Linked DNA regions of Homo sapiens: all the other regions are linked to region 2. Evidence: chromatin contacts called from ENCODE Hi-C or POLR2A ChIA-PET data. All regions are on one chromosome and are shown on one strand. The core of a region is the stretch at or near the end of the contact, and the rest is flanking DNA. Distances in the headings are between cores, read along the strand shown. Region 1 overlaps PPP2R2B (protein phosphatase 2 regulatory subunit Bbeta). Region 2 holds the start of PPP2R2B (protein phosphatase 2 regulatory subunit Bbeta). Region 3 overlaps PPP2R2B (protein phosphatase 2 regulatory subunit Bbeta).

Region 1 (4,693 bases), core at 217-2,716, 210 kb before region 2:
AGCAACCTTAGTTACCCTGAGATATGGAACCGTAAATATAGTATTATTTGACTGGATGCTATAAACAAGCATTTCTTTTGTAAGAAAAGGAAGGGAAGACATCATGTTTAATGTTTTGTCAGGGCAGGATTCTTAAGATTCTTCAGTCTGCACTGGACTCTTCTTGGGAAAACTTAAGCATCTTTAATGAGCACAACTTTCTCATTCCTGTGAGCTTAATATCTGCTTTACTGAACTGTCCACCTGTTCCCAGAGTGGACAGGGAGTCAGCCCATTCCCTTTCTTTGCACAACAGCACTTCAGATACTTGAGGACAGCTCTCAACCCATCTCCTCTCCACTTTCATAGATTATACCAAGACTCAGCCTCCAATCTTCACACCTCAATAATGGTGAGCTCAGGCCACTTGGCCTCCACAAATGCTTTGCTTCACTGAACACAATCTACCAGCACAGGCATTTATTATTCCAAAGAAGACATGTGCTTTCTGTTTCTGTATGTTAAAACAGACTTCCCTTTGTAATCGTCCATATCATGTCATCAAGTAAAATTCCCAGGTCTTTTTTCAAATGAAGTAATATACCAAGTTGAATCTATTCTATACTATTTGACTGTTTTGAACTTGAATGTGATTTCCTAACCTCTCCTCCTAGATCTGTTGCTTTCTCTTAAAATGCAGAGGTAGGAAATGGTATGTGTGTGAATGTGGGAGATGGTGGTAGGAATCTACTGAACAGTAGATTCTGGATAATTGGATTTTTCTGTCTAATAAAGGCTATTGGTCAGAAGATGAACAAATGAGTTAGGGAGGTGGAGAAGACAATGGCAATGTTCTGAATTCAGGCATGAGGGTGGGAGAGACCGTAAATCTTCTCTTCCTCAATGGCTGAGCTGAATTTGAATGTAGTGATTCTAGAAAATAAATTGTTATATGAAGTGGATGAAGATGAAATAACTCCAGAGAAGAAGGTTTGCTGGTTCCAAGGAGAGACAGCAGGAATAGGCGTGCGCGCGCACACACACACACACACACACACACACACACACACACACAAAGGAGATAAAAAGTAAACAGGATGGGATGAGCAAGAGAAGAGAGTATCTGAGAAAAGAAGCAGAAATAAGACTCTATAGAATAAAAAGATGCCAAGCTTTCAGAAATAAGAATGGAGAAAAAGAAGAAAGCAGGGAGGTGAAGTAATATTCTAGTCTGGGCTCTTTAGATTTTAAGAACAGAAACCTTCCTAAACTTACTTAAAAAAAAAACCCAAAAGGATTACTGAAGTACAGAAAAATATTACAGATCATCGAGACTGAAATGGAGCATATGAAATAGAACAGGGACTTGGCAAGCTGTTAGGAACCTCGAAAAATGTGCTTTGTTTTTCTGTTTCTCTCTTTGTCTGTCTTGCTTAGGGGCCACCTGGTCTCTTAAACGCCTTCTCTCTGCATGTCTGGCCCTTTCTCCTCTTTTTACCAATGACTTCATCTGTTTACCAGTCTGAATATGGCCTCCAATGAGTCACTCCAGCCCAGATTTTATAACACTTTCAGCCCAATTGCTCAGTGCTATCAGAAAGGAGAGAAGGAAACAAGCAGGCAGAGAAACAAAGTGGGAAGAAGGAAGCATCAGAGCCCTGTAATTGGGTCTCATCCTTGTCCCTTGGACATCCCATATTCGTAATCACATCCACACCTTTTCCTAGGATATTCCTTTGTTCACCTCACTTCTATCCACCCATCCATATCCCTAAATCATCCCAGAACCTGACTGCTGCAGTTAACAGAGCTCATCTCATTCCTCCTTTCTTATATGTACCCACTGTGATGAAGAATAATTGGATACATTTAAGAGTCCTAAAGAAAACGATTAATTCTCTAGCTTCCTTCTTCAACCTGTCACTATTTTGACAACCCTCCTGGAATCATTTTGTAACTTGAGCTCCTAGTGTTTTAATCTAGATTTCTAACAGTGTCTTGTATAAGGAGGGCAAAGCACAAGTGGTCACTATTCCCTAGCTAGAAATTTTATTTTGTTTGGAATGTTATAATTGCCTTTCAATCTTCTTTAGGCAATGAACCCATTTATGTAATTCTCCCTCATAATTTCCCCCCACTTCCCTGCCAATCTTAGAAGTGCTATGAGCCCTTTTCATGGCAATCACATTCTTTTTAAAAACTAGATCCTCAAACCATATTAGAGTAAGAATTTATCCTGAACTGAAGAAAATTACGTAATTACTTCTTCTGGAACAACACACTATTTGGGGTGACTTATGCCTGGTCTACTTTTAAGTAACACTTTCATGTTATTCACTAAAACCCTGAGATCTTTTTTCTGCAACTTTACTTTGGCTGTGTTTCCACTTTCTACACATGAACTGTTGAGTTTTCTCCCCACATGTCCCAGCACTATGCTCTGTCCTTTTAGAACTCTGAATCCTATCTATTCCCTTCAAGTTTTCAAGGTTGTCATCCATTTCTGTACTGCTTTCTGACCTCTTTGCCCCCAAATGTTGTGAACTGCATTGCCATAGAATGGAAGGAAGCAGGGCACGGGTGGCATGGACAGAGGTTATTGCCTTTGAGGACTGTAGACTCCATTAATTCATTTTCTTCCTGAAGGAAGGAATATAAATTATTTTCTCCAATAGCCAAAGCAGAGGACCTTTTTAAAAAACCATCAAGCTCTGAGGCTAACAGAAAGGAAAGGAAAACCTAAAAAGAAGGGAAAACTAATCATAGAGAGGGAAAAGAGAACAAATGTGCAGTTCATTTAAAATCACTGTAGTTGAACATCAAATTATGGTACCTGACTTCCACCTATTTTACATTCTATTTAGTATTTATTTTGCCTCTAATCTAGGAATACAATTATGTACTGAATTGTATCACATATGCATTTAATATGTGAATTCAACTATATATGCTTAGAATAATATGAAAAAAGGAAAGAAGCAAATTTAAATAATGGGTCAGAGGTCCCAGGGAGTATGAGATGGGGGAGGGGAGTTAATCTGCTCTTTCTTCAGACCAATGGTCTGGGTGGATCTCATCTCTGAGCATCGTGGGATGTTGAATAAGTTACTAAGGTTTAAGGAAGTATATTTTTCACAAATGGCCCCTCATATTGTTTGCATAGTTTATATTCTACATTATTCTTTATATCCTATATATTTATATGTATATATTATTCTATATAGAGTTAATAAAAACAAACAAATCTTATGGGTGATTTATGGGATTTTTCAAGAGTATTTTTACCAAACCTGGTGCTTGCTTTATGGGGCGACTTTGGAACCTAACCTCTGTAAAACTGCCACTTTAATGACCCTTTAAAAAGTGCTTACTGTCCCCTGTATGCTTTACATACGTTACCTCCTTTAAGCTTCACAAAAATCCTGCATAGTTGATACCATACATATTTTACAGACTTTAAAGAGCTGAGGCTCAGTGAGGTTAAATGACATAATAAGTCATGAGGTCCTCGGGATCAGCAGAACTAGGATTCAAATACCATCTGAACCTTACAGAGAATGGTCAATACCATGGCATTTTTTTCTGGTGACGTTACTATATTTCCAGTATAAAGAAGATTTATGGATTATCTAGATCTTTAAACATGAATTCCTCTTGTATTAGAGGGAAAATAAGGCTAGCTTCAGGTTTCTCTCTGCAGTAAACTCAATGTCAGAATCATAACCAAAAAATGTTCACAAAATTATGACACTTTTATATCTTTCAGGTTGTGATTAGCATAGGAGTAAAGCTCATAAGCAGGCAAAAACTCAGTGAACACAGTATCTGTATTATTTTCCATCATATCCTTGGCATCCAGGACACAGGACATTACACAGAACAAATATTCAACAAATGTTTGTTGAATGAATTTAAAAGAATTTAAAAACAAAATCAGATTTTTCTCATTCAGAGATTCCTAAACTGGCTTTTAAAAAAATCAGAATCACCTGAGAGTTCTTAAAGAGCAATAGAAAATACAGACTTCGAGATGAACTCAGTTGGTCTGAGGTGAGGCTTAGGTATCCTGATTTTTTTTTAAAGCTCTCCAAATAATTGAGGGAAAATTAGAATAGTGTTTTCTAAAACTCAGTCCTTTTAGTACCCCTTCAGATTTTCTTATCTGTTTTATGTGTACTATTATTTATTTATTTATTTATTTATTTATTTATTTATTGAGACAGAATCTTGCTCTGTGACCCAGGTTGCAGTGCAGTGGCGCAATGTCGGCTCACTGCAACCTCCGCCTCCCGAGTTCAAACAATTCTCTTGTTTTAGCCTTCTGAGTAGCTGGGACTACATGCATGTGCCACCAGGCCTGGCTAATTTTTATATTTTTAGTGGAGACGGGGTTTCATCATGTCAGCCAGGCTGGTCTCGAACTCCTGACTTCAAGCGATCCGCATGCCTGGCCTCCTAAAGTACTGGGATTATAGGCATGAGCCACTGCACCCGGCCCACTTAGTATTTTCTTTAAACTGATTTGCTTTTAGTTAACTAACTTTATTTTGATAGGGAACTTTACACTGTAACACATGGAAAACCAGTTTTCTATGAATTGTCAAAAAAGAAGAAAATTATAAAAATAAATACAATAAAAATTGTTTTTAAATTCTAGCCAGATAGAGTCATCTGAAAAGACAGAGTGTAAGGTCAGTTCTCAGTTTAAAAAAAT
Region 2 (5,059 bases), core at 446-2,945:
TTGTATGAGTGGCTAAGGATAAAAGGCCTACAGGTAGAAAATGAAAGCAAAAATGCAAAAGTTTTGGCACTGGGGGAAAAAAATGCCTCTACTCTCTATTCACACACAAAAGGCAGAATGAGATTCCACCTGCTGACTTTCCCTTCCTGCCCGCACAGCACTAGTGCTTATGTCAGAACAAGCTGGGAGAGAGGGAGAGACGACAATTTCACCTCTTGGCAAAGCTCAGCTTGCTGAACCCTTTTGCTTTCTGCTGGCTGTTGATTCAGCAGAAACTACTGCTGCAGAATTCATAATGGTGATTTTTAAAGGCCCCACCGATCGCGTTGCTCACCCCACGTGTCAGCCTCATTCGCTGCCCGCCAGAGCACTATTTCCCCAGCCACCTTTTTATTTTTGCTAATGCACTTCCAAAAGGAAAGAGGTTCGCCCGTCTGCAAAGGGCTTTTTGGGGTTTTGATTGTCTAAGCAGGTAACCTGGCCGGCCGGGGAGATGAATGGGCAGGAAATGAAACCTTGCCCTCCCTGCAGCCACTGAGAGACATAACATCGTTTCGCTCAGGGAGGGGGGACCAAGGTCCTACTGGGCCCCTCCCTTCTTATCTCCCCCCAAGACCCCTGCGAACATCTCGGGGAAGGGGTCATCTGCCTTCCTGGGGTCATCTTTCTGGGCGAGAGCCCCACCCTGAAAAAGCCTAATCCCTGAGGGCCATTTTAACTCCCGTGGGCGCCGGGTCCACCTGCTGCTGAACGCCGAGCTCGCCTCGCGGAGCCCGGATGGATGCGAGGTGCACTGGGGCTGCCGGGGCCAGCCGAGCCCCCGCCCCAGCCCTAGGGCCCGGAGGAGTCTCCGCCACTACGCGCCCAGCTGCCCAGGAAGCACAGTGATCCGCAACTTGCGCCCGGCCCCAACGGCGGAATGCGGCGGGGCTGGCGTTACCTTCGGTCGCATAGCTGTGGTCGCGCAGGAAACTGTTGTTGATTTTGCGGGTATCAATGTCCTCCTCCATTGACAGCAGGCTTACTTGCGTGGGAACCAGAAGCCGGCAGACAAGTATCCATGATCCCTCCCCGCAGCCAGTCTCACAGGAGAGGGGGGCAGGGGAGCCAGTGGGACTGCACCATGGTCCGAGCCTGAGGAGGAGACGGGGAGGCGGAGAGAAAAAAAATAAAAACCCGGCAATGGAGCTGTCACCTCCTCCACTCGGGTTCTGCGAGGCTGCGGCGGCTCCTCCCGCGCGGTGCGCTCACTCCAGCTCCAGTTCCCAGCGAGGATGCTGCGCCTGCCTCCGCTGCCTCCGGGTGCCAAGATACGCCGTGCCCCGAGGGGTCTGGTCCCGCCCGCCCGCCCCGGAGGCGCTCACAAGCGGGTCTGGGGAGATGCCCAACAGGTTCCCCTCCTTGGCAGCCGCTCCAAAATGCAAAAAAGATCCCTCCTCCCCCTGGGAGAGCGGGCAGCCGCGACAAAATGGTGCCTTTCTGGACCCGAGCTGCAGTGGCGAGATGGCAGGGACAGGATTCAGGCTTGCCTGGCCGGAATGAGGGTGCTGGTCCCACGGGAGGGCGGCTCCGGCAGGCGGGGGTAGGGAAGCTGGCGGGGAGCTGGGCAGGGCGCTGCAGCCGGCGCCAGCGCACTCACCCTCACACCCACACGCGCGCACTCGCAGCTGCTGCTGCTGCTGCTGCTGCTGCTGCTGCAGGAGGCTGGAGGCGGCTGGTGCATTAAAGGCGAGGCTCCTCCCAACCGCGTCAGCAGCCCCACGACTCTTTCCCAGCAGCAGTGGTGGCCGAGGCAGAGGCTGCGGCTGCTCTTTGCTGCAGTGGGGCGCATGCAGCCGCGAATCGGCACCTGGGCAGCAAGCGACTAGCTTGCAGGTTCAGGTGGAACGCATAGACGCGCTCTTCCAACCTCCTCCCCTCTCGCGCCACTCAGCTAAGGGCCACGTCTACGCTAGCACCCAGAGCCCCTAGCTCCCTGCCTTTCTCCGGACGCCTGAACTTGAGAACAGCAAAGAGAAGTAGGTTCCTTTGGATAGTCAGGAAGTCTACATCCAGGTCCCTTTTCCTCACCCTTATATGATGCATGTGGTCCCTTGGTGAATTTAAAGGGCGAGGTTTGGGGCTCGAAGCTTCAGAAAAAGAGGAGAAAGTGGGAAGTGCCGCTCAGAGCCTATCTTAAGCCCTCTAGTAGGAATAGGAGGGGGATCAGGGGCCAGAACTTTGCAACTGGTTCCCCCATTCCTAAGAGTCAAAATACCTTCTAACTGTAGGAGGCTGGTGTTCAATAAAGCATCTGTGTCTACACAGGTGGAGGAAAGCACCAGACTAGTAAACAGGATCAGTCTGAAAAAGTCCACTCTCCCTTGCAGTTTGCACTTCGTTTTGGACAAATTATTGCAGCCTCTCCGTTAGGTTTTGCTTGTGCAGGAACACCTTCTATTTGCTGTCAGCATGGAAGGTACATTGAAGCACAGAAACATAAGCATAAGAGCCCTGTGCCCACAGAGAGCCACTGCTACCCTGGGGGAATTTCAGGAGTCCAATTAATACAGAAAAGAGACCTGTCTTCCTACTTCAACTAGGAAGAAAATGTAGAATTCCCTCCCCACCCATGTTTTCCCAAATTTCAAACTCTACTTTTGAAAGAAAATGAGATTACTATTGTTATGAAACAACCAAAAACATTTAATGAAGCAACCCAAATCACTAGAAAGCCAATTTGGAAAAGACATCAACCCCAATCAGTAGAAAGCCAATTGGAAACGACATTTCCTAGGTTTCATCTTGTAGAAGGTATTCATTTCAATGGGTACCACTGTAGGGAGAGACATCAGCAAATGTTTTGCTCAGTTAAGCTCCACAAGTTTAGCTAGATGGGCCCAGAGGGACCTATGAGTTAATTATATACATACAATGCTTCGGCTAACACAATTTAGAAAGTATTTGAAGTTCAGAAAAATGGAAAAACAAGTCCTTAACTGAGGTTGGGAATTGTCATTAGATTTCCATGCAGTATGGATACTTCTGGTAGATAGAAAATGACATCTTCCTCATCTCCAGAAATTGACTGCATATCCCTGGGAGAAAAGAGCAGAAATGTTCCTTGACATAGTTATTTTGTGTGTGTGTGTGTGTGTGTGTGTGTGTGTGTGTGTGTGTGTGTGGTGGGGGGAGTTCAGTTCAACTTTCAATAGATTCTATTTTATTTTCATCTAGTGCTTAAGACTTATACACTTGTTTGTTCAAAATCCACATTTAAAATTTTAGTAACAGGTGAAGACGGGTACAAGTTGATTTAATCCACTTCAGTACAAGTTGTCGTGGCTGGTTCTTCCATGGGATGAGCTGTATCTATCACCGAGGTTCCAACATTCAGTCCTTTTGTAGTTACACATTGCAGCTTCTCTTGGATATTGGCACAATTTGGAGTAGGAGCAGAGTGGGGAAAAGCTAAGTTCATCTCTTAGTGAATCAAAATGATGAGAAGACATTGTGCCTTCGGTTGGAATGATCTTAAAATTGTTTCAGGAGGCCTTGGAATAGTATTTGGGAAAATTTCCCCTGTATCTTTCTGAATCAAGGGCTAGATTGGGACAGAGCTGTGTGATGAATCAGGTAGGCCCAGGCTCATTGGCCAGGCTGTGCTTGAGGAATTTTCCATTGTAACCAATGGGGAGAATGTCCCTTCCACAGATCGAGTCTCTGGGTTTATTTATTTTTCTTTTCACATATGCTGCAAACTTTCTCCTGCATTTATTCAACAGTCCAGGCATTTTTCCTAAGACACATGTTCTGAGAAGGCAGATTGGATAGGTCTCCATTGTTTAAGTAGATTTCAAGGTTTCCATTTGGCCAACTACTCTTTTCTAATATGAGAGAACTAGCTCATCCACCCAAAACCAAGGGGAAAAAAGCTGTTGGCTCTGTGCCATAACACAACGACCTGTGGTGGAGGTAAGGGAGTGAAAAGAGCCCTGTGCACCACTGTGGAGCTGGGGGGCGGGGTGGGGGAGAGAGTGGGGGAGATGGGAGTAGGCTGCAGAGATCAGTCTTCAAAAGACTCACTGGCCACTTCTCTTTTCCTCTAAAATGTCAAGTTCTTTCCAAAAGTGGTGGGCATTTCCGCATGCTATGTTCTTTGCCACTTCCTCATGTCTTGGCATTCAGCCTCTTAACTGTCCCTGCTTCGTTGAGGCATTCCCTGACCACACGATAGTCCTGACTTCCGGTGTTTTCTGCCTCCACATTTTTTTTTTGTCTTTTTCATGTCCTACAGCGTTTTATAATATTTGTTTACTTATTATTGTTGGCCATTTTCACTAGATCTTTTATTTTTATTTTCTTTTTTTATTTTATTTATTTTATTTTTCTGAGCCAGAGTCTCTCTGTCACCCAGGCTGGATTGCAGTGACACGATCAAGGCTCACTGCAACCTCTGCCTCCCAGGTTCAAGTGAGTCTCATGCGTCAGACTCCTGAGTAGCTGGGACTAAGACATGGACCACCACACCCAGCTAATTTTTGTATTTTTCAGTAGAGATGGGGTTTTGCCATGTTGGCCAGGCTGGTCTCAAACTCCTGACCTCAGTGATCTACCTGACTGGGCCTTCCAAAGTGCTGGGATTACTGGCGTGAGCCACCATGCCTGGCCTCACTAGATCTTTTCTATTGACTAACTGTCACTTAGTAGATGCTTAATTATATTTGTTGGAGACAAACATTTCTTAAACAAATGAATAAATTGCTGAATATCTTACTTTAATATTTAGGTTTCATACCTCCCCCCTTCTTAAAATTCATATTAAAATAATCTGTTGTGAGCTGGAAATTTTCTAGCTCATAAGCTGTATTCCTATTGAAATAATTGGTTCGATTTATTCCTGTATGCATATATACGATCAAAATTTACCAAGCAATTATGTAAAGAATTATTCTGGCCAGGTGTGGTGGCTCACACCTGTAATCCCAGCACTTTGGGAGGCTGAGTCAGGCAGATTATGAGGTCAGGAGATCGAGGCCATCCTGGCTAACATGGTGAAACCCTGTCTCTACTAAAAATA
Region 3 (4,514 bases), core at 234-2,733, 150 kb before region 2:
CTGCATTCCAAGAAGAAACCGATGAGGCCTTCGAGGCTCACAGTGGAAAGGGTTAGAGAGGAAGATTCAGCCATGTACGAGGTGTGAGTTTGGAGAGAAAAACACAGATTAGATGTATCTTCCTGCTGAAGCCATACACAACACACCAGCTGGCTCCTTTTCCAATCCATGCTCTATCAGCTAATCCAACAATCATATTTTGTTATTCTTCTCATAAATAAAATGTTGTATGTGTGACAAAGACATCCCTGACAGGAGACTGCACTCCAAGTAAGTTAGAATGAATGGTGACAAAAATGGGATGTTTTCAGGTATACAGAATAATTGCCAGTTACTGGCACTTAAAATGGCTGCAAAATCTGTGGTACTGCTGGGTACCTGATGTTTGCTGCAGCCTCAGGACTCTGATGCCTGGACTTTTTCAGGGTCTTATAGTATCCATTGGCTTTCTGTTTATAGTGCTAATGGAAAATTAAAATTATTTTGCAAGAGACCTTAACTATACTGTACTATGAGTACTTTATGTGGCAGAGAGAAGGCCAACTTGCATTTCTGTATATTCTTCTCCTTTCCCTCTTCATTTTCCGTGGCTTCCCGTAGAGTTTAACTGACTAATTAAGAGCTTGGGCTTTGAAGTCAGATGGATCTGAGGGTCAAAGCACATTTCTGCCATCTATTAGCTGCAAAACCTTGGGAGAGTCAGTCACCCTCATTCTCAATTTCCTTCTCTGTAAAACAGTGAAGAAAATCTTTCCACTTTTCATGAAGGAGGTGTGCAGATGAAATGACATAATGCAAATAAAGGAGCTAGCACACTGCCTGACATCTGATAAATCCTCAATAAGTTTTAGGAAAACAACAATGTAACACAACTGACAAGAATTTGGACAGAGTGGGTATGTCCATTGAACTTTTTTTTTGTCTTTCCTCTATGAGAAGTTTGCCATCTCATCATGGGGTCATATTAATTTCTCTAACTATATTGTTAGCTATAGCCTTTCTTTTTGACCCCAAAGTTAGAGCGTAAATATCTCCCACTAACTTGATGATTAAGATAAGGTCCAGGAACTTTTTCCCGTTTACGGTTTAAAAACAACCTTCTGTGGAGATTTTTGATGGAATGTAGGGATATTTATGACTCAGGCCTCCTGGAAAAGTCCTTGATGCTGACTCATTCATTATCACAAGAAAGGAGGAGGCAGCTGAAATCACCACTCATTTATTCTGCTTCTAACTTACGGTGAAAGGTCAAAGGTAAGTCACTCCACATAGGGCTGAGTATGAGAATAAGAATTTCAATAACTTCTTTTGACCACAAGAGAAAACAGCATTTCTAATGCACATACATTGATAAAAATTTTTGCAAGGACCTCTTTAATACAAGTGCTATAGCACTGATAAATGATAATATTTAGTCTGAAGCCTCAGGCTTCCAGCTACCAATACACAGAAACTACGGTTTTTCCACAGAGCAAGTGAAAACCAATGGGAGGATGGACAAAAATAGAAAGGAGGCATGATTTGGAATTTCCACAGTGACTATGGCCTTGAAATCAGGAACAAAGGGCAATCTTGCAGAGGTATAAGAGGAAATATAAAAGGTTTTGTAGAACAAACCTGGAAGTGAATTCCAGTTGAAACCATGCTCATGGTAAAACATATTTTTACCACAAACAATAACAGCATTAATAGCACTGTCACCATCAGACTATAATAGGCAACAAATACAACATCAATAAAATTTATTGTATGTAAAAAGCTTAGGAATATGCAAATCAATAGAAGAGGAATACTACTAAGTAACAAGTATTTGAGTACTTTGTGTCAAGTGCTCAGCTACAAACTCTAAATGATTTTTTCATTTACTCCTCAAATAGCACTATGAGATTGACTCCACCTCCATATAGACTGTAGCTGGGGCACTCCAGGCTTATAGATGTTATACAACTTGTTCAAGACCACACAGTTAATGAAGGAGGCTGATTCTAAAGCCCATCTTCTGCTATTGCTGCTTCAGCAAAGTTGTGTTGAAAACAATGCTATCTATTGGCCATAAATTACTGATACACACTCACGGCAAAAATTATTTTTACATATTTAACATTATTCTTGGCTCTAGATACAGGATATAGGGGAGAATATGGGCCGAATTTGGACTTCTAGGTCACCATGAACTCTCAGCATCACTTCCTTTACAAATGTAAATCAGTGGGAGGTGCTGTTCCCGCAATCTGGTTACTCATATTCTTCCCTAAATATGCAAGTAACCCACTCAGTGCAAGTTATGTGGGAACATGGGATAAAACTTCCAGTATTTCCAAAGTACAGGGCTGGGTGGTCAAAAAACAGTGGCAGTATGGGACTGCTAAATGTTATTTGGTGCAATGCCAACATAAATAGTTTTGCAAGATATAAAATTAATTGGGGGTGAGGGGCTTCTTCCAGTTTCAACACAGCAGATACCCCAACAGAACTACCCTTGGCCCATATTTTAAATAAATGAATAAGCTCTCTAATTATAAATATTCTAAATGAGTAAATAGAAGACTACCCATTAACATTTGGCTTTCAGTAAGAAGTATGTGAACTAATACAAGTAGACTTGCTAAAGCTTGAGACTAGAGAGAGAAGATGACAGGATACTGAATTCCCATATTAAAGTTGTTCTAAGCTTGGGCTAGAGCTTTAGACTAACCTCCCTCCAAGTCTAGAATTGGCAACCAGTTTGAGAAGGTCATAAGTAGATCTGGGGCAAGGAAAACAAAACCACACACAGACACACACACACACAAACACACACACGTCATTTATATGGTAGCATAGGCTATAATTACTATCATGGGTGAATTCAGCTTACCAGGACCCTACTCAAGGTCTTTGCAATATATGTGCTGGAAAGTACTGATTTTGTATTGAATTTGAGTCATGACAATAGCAGCAGCAGCAGTAGTAGTGGTGGTGGTAGTAATAGTAGACAATAATAACGGCAGTAGTAGCAGTGGTGGTGGTAGTAATAGTAGTGGTAGTAATAACAGCTAACATTTATTGAGCATTTCCAGGAATTGTTTTAAGTGCTTTACATATATTACCTCATAGGGTTGTTGTGAAGATAAAATGAGTTAGGTTTTTTTTTTTTTTTTGAGACAGGGTTTTACTCTGTTGCTGAGGCTGGAGGGCAGTGGCATGATCACAGCTCACTGCAGCCTTAACTTCCCTGGCTCAAGCAGATCCTCCCACCTTCGCCTCCCAAGTAGCTGGGACTACAGATGCACACCACCATACCTGGCTAATGTTTTTATTTTTTTGTAGAGATGGGGCCTCCCTACATTGCCCAGGCTGGTCTTGAACTCCCGGGCTCAAGAATTCCTCCTGCCTTGGCCTCCCAATCTGCTGGGATTACAGGTATGAGCCTGGCCATTAGCCATTTTTAACAGATGGAGAAACTGTGTTAAATGCCCTGTATACAATATCTCATTCAGTTCTCATAACTACCTATCTACTTTATTATTCCCACTTTGCAGGTGAGGAAACTGAGGCACAGACTGGTTACTTATGGTCCTACAACTCAATAGGTTCAAGAACTAGAATTCACTTCCAGGATTGTTTGATTTCAAAGCTCATGTTCTGAACTGCTACATTACAGTTTTGGTACCAGTATTACCCCTCATCCTGGCCATATTCCAGACACCCCACCCCCTGGCCATGCTTCTCTCTCCCACTCTGTCTGTCCTCGTGAGACTGAGATGCAGCATCTTTCAAACTGAGACCCTCTGCTGTCAAATTGGATAAAATCAATGTCTACCTCAAAGTGCTGGTGTGACAACCAAATCCTATAACGTATAGAGAGGATTTGCCTGGTACCTTCCATATAAAGACCTGATGATACTTATGTTTTGGAATTCTATTAGACTGGTGCAAAAGTAATTGCAGATTTTGATGGCAAAAGCTACAATTACTGTTGCACCAACCTAAATCATCACTTTTATTACCCGCCCCTTTCTCTGCCAATAGCATTTCCTTCCAGGGATCAGAAGGAAGCTGAGGATGAATTTCTCTAGAAGAAGTAAGAAGGCCAAGGGTTAATGTGTAAGAGATGAACTGAGCTAGATGAGAGGGAAAGGAGAGGTGGAATTGCTTTGAATTTCATTGCTAGGAACCGCGATCTTTTTTATTATTTGTATAAATCACTTGGCTGTGAAGACACCACAGGCCAAGCCTCCGAGTGTGCCGATGATAATAAATTGGGTAGCACAATAAATAACAGGTAAAATCAGGCTGCCAAATGAAGCAGGATTTAGATCATTTAAATCCCAGGCTATGAGTTGTCAAATCCAGTTTAATACTGATAAGTGTGGGATAATAACTTTTAGCAAACAGTCCCCTCCCACCAAAACCCCCCCCACAATCCTTCTACTCTCTTCTCCCACCCCTTGCAAACAGACAGAGAACCCTGAGGGGATTTGCAGAATGAAAAGGCATGGTATATACTGACCAGATATGAGTCCAAGTTATTA

What was found. A loop is a pair of places that touch in the nucleus more often than their neighbours do. ChIA-PET counts read pairs that join two places held with the same protein, here RNA polymerase II (POLR2A). Pooled maps may share reads with other maps.
Region 1: a loop to region 2 is called in a map of ascending aorta, with 2.6 times the contacts of the local background. The contact joins the enhancer-like site here to the promoter of PPP2R2B in region 2. A Hi-C loop is called at or near these places in 6 of 168 maps with a recorded cell type or tissue (CD4-positive, alpha-beta memory T cell, CD8-positive, alpha-beta T cell, aorta and 3 more) and 11 of 50 pooled maps. POLR2A ChIA-PET finds 5 or more read pairs at or near these places in 1 of 52 experiments (activated naive CD8-positive, alpha-beta T cell).
Region 3: a map of ascending aorta shows a loop between it and region 2 (2.5-fold over the local background). The contact joins the enhancer-like site here to the promoter of PPP2R2B in region 2. A Hi-C loop is called at or near these places in 2 of 168 maps with a recorded cell type or tissue (aorta and ascending aorta) and 4 of 50 pooled maps. POLR2A ChIA-PET finds 5 or more read pairs at or near these places in 2 of 52 experiments (H1 and T-cell).

The regions. Positions count from the first base shown.
Region 1 is chr5:146,666,319-146,671,011 of GRCh38, forward strand. The region is part of intron 5 of PPP2R2B (protein phosphatase 2 regulatory subunit Bbeta); the gene reads right to left. Among named protein-coding and RNA genes, the nearest start is that of PPP2R2B-AS2, 110 kb to the left of the region's middle. Within about 2 kb of position 1,467, at least 2 of the 41 ENCODE cell types and tissues checked have a DNase peak (open chromatin) inside an H3K27ac peak, as active enhancers do; they include ascending aorta, where a contact is called at or near this core.
Region 2 is chr5:146,877,062-146,882,120 of GRCh38, forward strand. It overlaps PPP2R2B (protein phosphatase 2 regulatory subunit Bbeta), which reads right to left and starts at 1,696. Exons shown (of 10, transcript NM_181675.4): 1 at 1,530-1,696; 2 at 941-1,134. The coding sequence starts at 1,010.
Region 3 is chr5:146,730,933-146,735,446 of GRCh38, forward strand. The region is part of intron 2 of PPP2R2B (protein phosphatase 2 regulatory subunit Bbeta); the gene reads right to left. Among named protein-coding and RNA genes, the nearest start is that of PPP2R2B, 150 kb to the right of the region's middle. RefSeq lists an enhancer at 531-1,730. Within about 2 kb of position 1,484, at least 4 of the 41 ENCODE cell types and tissues checked have a DNase peak (open chromatin) inside an H3K27ac peak, as active enhancers do.